Regions from separate parts of the Homo sapiens genome. Here region 2 is linked to region 1. A link is a loop called in an ENCODE intact Hi-C map of the cell type or tissue named here. Cell type or tissue: GM12878. All regions are shown on one strand. Each heading gives the region's core, and the rest is flanking DNA. Links, peaks and the distances in the headings are about the cores only.

Region 1 (2,934 bases), core at 333-2,832:
CCTTCCTTCCTGCAGCCATTTAACCCTCTGAATCACCTTGACTCATTCCATGTAAAACTCTATGTCTCCTCAAGGCCTATTACCTTACAAGGTCTTACTCATATTTCCTTCCTGCTCTTTCTAATGGACTAAAGGTAAAACTGTCAATATCGAAAGTAAAGCTTAAGAAGTAAAAGGAAAATACAGAATATTTTTAGCAAATGCAAGTAATATGTATCAATGTGTCCAACTCTTGTCACATTTGACATATTAATGTTGCTTAACCTTTGCATAGGGCTCAAACAGACATAATCAAATGAGAATAAAAGGAAAATAAGATGCTGTCATTGTGTCAAAAACCATGGTTTTCCAAAATTTCTTTCTCAACATTTCTGTTTTGAATCTCAGTTGCTTATTTGTCAGCATTAGAAAAGTGCTATCATACCCATTAATTTCTCAACATTTTGGAAAATGTGTTCCAGAAAATCTAATTGTCATTTTAAATATTAATTACATTTTATAATTATTTGGTCATAAGCATACTGCTTCCTGCCAAAGAACAGGGCAAGAGTAGATGCCTTAAAAGTAGACGAGAAATATTAAAACCAAACAGTGCATTTCTGAATTAAAGAATAGGTAACAGTTTGAAAATAGGCCTTGAATGATCTGAGCATTTCTCATTGTGTCTTGGAATTGCAAAGTGTAAAGAAGATTTTGCTTTAAAATTTAAGGAGCCAGATCAAATGGAAAGATTAATAGTGGCCAGAGTGATTTCAGTGTGGGCCACTTCATATTTTGGTTTACTTGATCTGGGCAGGATGTTTTAAGATTGGAGCAACCCAATCGATAGGATATAAAGAAATCAAGGACACATGTTTGAAGTGTGAGAATGAATACAGAAGTAGTCATAGAGAATTGACCTTACTTCCCATGCAAACCCTTTGATTTTATTTGAAAATTCCCTACTTTTCTAAGGAAGCTATTGCTTGTCTGTTACACTATTTCACGTGGGAGGGATGAGATAGATCTTATGAATGTTCGATAAATATTTGTTAAATAAGTGAATGAATGAATGAATACATTTCAAAAAGGTAATTTTAAAAATTATTATAATAAGCACATCACTCTTTCAGTTAGAAAAACATAATTTATTCACCAATAAATAGGAAATACATGAAAGACACCAATGAAAATTGTTATGTTGCTTCTCTGTTTTATTTAACAAATTATACAATCAACAATAATCAAAACCAAATGTGTGTATTCAAAAAATCTTGATAGATTGAAAGTGGGGATTTGTGATAATAGCAAATGTGTGTCTAGTTTAAGAGCCGTGGAGTAGTATCACTGATACTAGGTAGAACACTTATTCTGCCACCTGTCACAGCACCATGCCTTACTGAAGCAGTACTCTGTAAGGACTAATAAATGTTAGCATCCCTTGAAACATGGCAGCTCCTGAGTTGTAAAAATATTCTGGACAATCAGCAAAGGAAAAGATTATTTCCTAATATACAAAGAAATTGGAGATTAAAGGGAAAGTTTCAATATTAAGGATTTTAAATCCAAAGGAAATGTTTTCTCTGAGACAGTTCTCACATCCTAATTGTGTTACTGCTCCCTGCCAATTCCTTTGCTTATTATGCAAGGATATAGAGGAAAAGGCAAACTATTTCCCCTCAGGTATGTTAGTGTAGTGGAAAAAGCATTGAAGCAGGAGTTGTGAAACCTGGTTATTTGTTAACTGTGGCACTAACTAGCCGTGTGAGTGACCTTATACAAATCATATTTTTCTCTGGGTTTCACTTCCCTTATCTACAAAATGGGTTCACCCGGCTAAATTATATTTAAGGTCCTGATGAGCTTTCTATGATTCCTATTTCTTATTTTGTTTTGTTTTGTTTCTAAATGCTCAAATACTACATTATTTAAGGTATATTTCCTTGTAGGTTTTTTTTCCCCTCTCTGTCTCTTTCTTCAATATATGGGATGGGAGGATACTGACTAAGTCTGAGAAGGAGGAGAAAGAAAATTAGCTACAGGAAGAGTTTATATCCCCTTCTACAAGAAAACTTAAATATAGCTACCACCGCTTTGAAAGGAATGGTTTGTGTCCAAACAGCATTTTCCAGACAAGCTCTGTACTTTTTTGCCAAAAGAATTAACTTTAAACTGAAGGCAGTGGACAGTTAAACAAGAGTCGGCACTGGGAACAGCTGTGCGTAGACCAGACCAGTGACTTATAAGGTACTGTTTTTACTCATTTAAATCTTCAGGGTTCATTTGTTTTGGGGACAAGTATTTAGTGGTCATTTGACCTTTTTTTCCTCCCTCTTCACCTCTATTTTGAGAGAAAATATACCCTTGAAAATATTTTAGCTTTTTAACTGTATTATTTTCTGGCTGTTGATATTTGAAACTACTCGGATTTTGCTTTGTTTTGTTAGTGTTTTTAGGAACCAGATGATTGTTGCTGTTGTTTTATTTTAAAGCTTAGTTTAGGTTTGTTTCTTTGTTGTATCTTGTCATGTGTGGTTTTTGTGTTTTATTGCTTGTGTTGGATAAAGATAAATATACTTTAGCATTACAAAATGTACAGAATGTTCTTGACTGGGCAGGAGGGGGAGCTTAATGAATCTTCAACTTGAAATATAGAACTAATATGGAGCCAATCAGACAAGAGAACCTGGGCAGGGCAGTCTAGGCACTTTAACTGATTCAGTCAAGGCTCACTAAACTCATCACAGCTTGGTAGATCTGACCTGGGAAACACAGTTATTTTGAATTGGGGTTTTTGCCTCCAGTTTGCTTCTATATTTAGCTGTTAATTTTAATCCTTCCTTCTCTTTATTCATTATTTTTTAAAAAAATTCTAATAAGCCTACTTTTCTTTTTTTAATGAAGCTTATCTTAGTGTAAGCTCATTCACCTTAATGGAGGAACATTTCTAAGAAG
Region 2 (2,934 bases), core at 225-2,724, 76 kb before region 1:
CCACTAAAAAGACTCTTTTATTATGAAGAGTTTGATGTAAAGTAGACATGGTGAATGTAAGATATCACTAGAGAAAAAAATGGAAAATCACTCTATTTTTGAAATTTATCTGGTATATTTTCCTTTATATAGTATCTTCCAGCAGGCAAAACAAAAATAAAATATCTCTCTTTGTTTGTTTCACACTGTTGTATTTTTTATGTAGACATAATTTCCAATATTTATTCCTTGAGAAATCCTTCCCCTTGGAAATTCATGAATTAAGATGATCTGGAATTGGAAGAAATATTTCATTATAAGAAATAAAGTGAATAACTTTTGGGTATTTCATTAGTCTCTCTGTCATTATAATTACAGAATTTTTAAAGAAAAGGTTTATAGGAAAGGAGATGTGATAGTAACCACTTGCTATTATCTCTCCCTCCATCAGCTACTTATATTTCTTCTTGCGTATGGCCACACTAGACATAAAACACATTTTATCTTCCTAATCACATTATCGATTTATTATATTCCTTGCCTCATAGCCTTTTGTTTTGTTTTAATCTTTTATTTCAATAATTTTTGCGTACAGGCAGGTTTTGGTTACATGGGTAAGTTCTTTAGTGGTGATTTCTGAGATTTTAGTGCACCCATCACCTGAGCGCTGTACACTGCACCCAATATATCTTCTTTTTTCCCTCACCCATCTCCCAACATTTCCCACCCTGAGTACCCAATATCATCTTGTTTTGTTTTTGTTATCAATTTTGCTGTTTGCATCTTTTCAAAAAAACTGTACCGTATGCATCTTAAGATGGCAATTATTTTACAGTGATTGCATCCTACTGTAAAATAAATACATCAATCAATGAAGAATTTGGGACAGCTGTCACAAATACAAAAGCCTGTCCTTACATTTCATGTCTTATCTGGTCAGATTTTGGTTGACTGAATTTTTTTCTTTTTACAATTCAGAATTGTCTGGGTGGTCCTGACAGATGTTCAAGAACCCAGTAAACTCTTACATTAGCACAAAGTATAGAGTTAGTGACATCAAGATTCATATATAGATATGTGTGTACTATGTGTGTTTGTATAATACAATAGAGGCTCCAGCTTAATGGAAACATATGGTAAATGGATTTAATAAAAATTCTTTTTTGAATGCTGATTATCCAAACCATCTGCAATGTGGTCAGATCACACTTCCTTCATGTCTTGCCTGAGAGAACAAAATAACCAGAGATTTGGACTCAGTTCCTGAGTCTAAGGAAGACTGTCCAAAAGTCCATCAACCCATGGTACATATTTTTCTTCTGAAAGGTTGTTTCATCTCTACTCCATTCCTATCAGCCTATGAATGTGTGTCTCTCTTTTTCCTTTCTCTCTAGTTATAAGATATATGTATATAATATATACACCCACACATGTAATAAAGCTTCTCTCTTTATGACTCTAGCATATGTAAATATATAGACAAAGGAAGAGTAGTAACTTGAAAGGGGAAGTACATTCTGTTATGTTTTGGTGAAAACGCAGAACAAAATACAGAAGCCAAACAAGTTTTCAAAAAATCTCTACTTTTCTTCTTCTGCCTAGAGAAACAGATGTACATTGTATTTATACAGATGCAACTTTCTTAAAATTAGAATAATGCATACCTTAAAATGATTGTTTTAGGTTATTTATTAGCAGCATAGCAAACAAATATCAACTTAATTAATAATTAACATTTTTGACAGCTATTTTATAAAATTTATTTCTTAAAAGTGTTTTTGAAATCTTTTCATATACATTAACATATATTCATATTTTATAGGCTCTAAAGTATTATAAGATACATTATTGAAACACAATAAAAAATTAGTCCCTTCAATTTGATAAACTTTTTTACACAAATTGTCAATAAGTTATTCAATGAAATACAAGAAACAAAAGTATAAATGTTGTCTTCTGTTTTGCATTCGTTCGCCCTGGGGTTTGTGAGTTTTGATGTCCTGTAATGAGGTTGTTTGCAGAATATATTACTAGATTGTCAAGATTTAAATGCATGTTTAATTTACAGCATCATTTGTACTCAGTTTTGAATATTTCACTTCAGCTTTCATTATTGCATAAACAGAAATTTTAACTTGTTATAAGTGACCCATGAAGGGGTCTGAGAAATACAAAATATACTCAAAACAGTGACAGGGAAGGCTCTTTGTGGCCAGCTGTGATGGACAGAGAAAGGCAAAGGTGGAGGTCAGAAGTGAGACCCCCACCGAGAAGCATGTGAAAGGAGAATTTACTTGTGGGAAAGAATAGAGAAGAGAAAAATGAATATAAAAGAAACTAAGGATCCTACCAAGATTATGACTAAAACAACTGGGTCATTGTTGATAAAAATGAGGCTATGAAAGAAGTAGATTTTATCCTTTAAGGCAGTGGAAATAGAATAATTAAAAGTTGCCTGGTCACCAAGACCATAGACTTGTAAGAAATTCATTCACGTGTTTTTTATTCATTTAGTCAGCTTCCCATTCTACAAATATTTTTAGTACGTGTCATGTGAAAGGCACTACTGTTTTCTCTGCATTGAGTGTGGTAGATGTTCAGGGTAGATGAGATGAGATGACAGATGGTCCTAGACACCCAGTAAGGATGAAGTACTGTTTTACGTTGACTTGGCTGGCAGCAGTGGGCAACCCTCTTCTATGTTCTGAATGTTTGTAGTTAGTGTCCCCTACTTCATTAACACATCAAAATACCCCCAAGATAATGAAATTAGAAGGTGGGAACTTGGGGGAGTTGATGACATCATGAGGGTAGTGCCCTCAAGAATGAGATTTGTGCCCTTATAAAAGAGGCCCCAGAGAGATCCTTGCCTCTTCTGCCATGTGAGGTTACAGCAAAAACACTGACATCTAGAAAGCTGACCCTGATTAGACACCAAATCTGCTGGCACCTTGA

What was found. A loop is a pair of places that touch in the nucleus more often than their neighbours do. Peaks named below come from ENCODE experiments on the same cell type or tissue, not always from the same donor. Only the 100,000 strongest peaks of a DNase experiment are listed, where the experiment ranks them.
Region 2: a loop joins it to region 1, with 4 times the contacts of the local background. A loop is called at or near these places in 1 of 110 quality-filtered maps.

What each region holds. Positions count from the first base shown.
Region 1 is chr4:85,776,740-85,779,673 of GRCh38, forward strand. All of the region lies in intron 3 of ARHGAP24 (Rho GTPase activating protein 24), which reads left to right. Among named protein-coding and RNA genes, the nearest start is that of MIR4451, 56 kb to the left of the region's middle. In GM12878, for the core only: no CTCF peak of the experiment used is centred there; DNase peaks (open chromatin) are centred at 1,742 and 2,176; H3K4me3 peaks cover 973 bases; H3K27ac peaks cover 676 bases.
Region 2 is chr4:85,700,741-85,703,674 of GRCh38, forward strand. All of the region lies in intron 2 of ARHGAP24 (Rho GTPase activating protein 24), which reads left to right. Among named protein-coding and RNA genes, the nearest start is that of MIR4451, 20 kb to the right of the region's middle. In GM12878, for the core only: no CTCF peak of the experiment used is centred there; a DNase peak (open chromatin) is centred at 1,421; H3K27ac peaks cover 1,046 bases.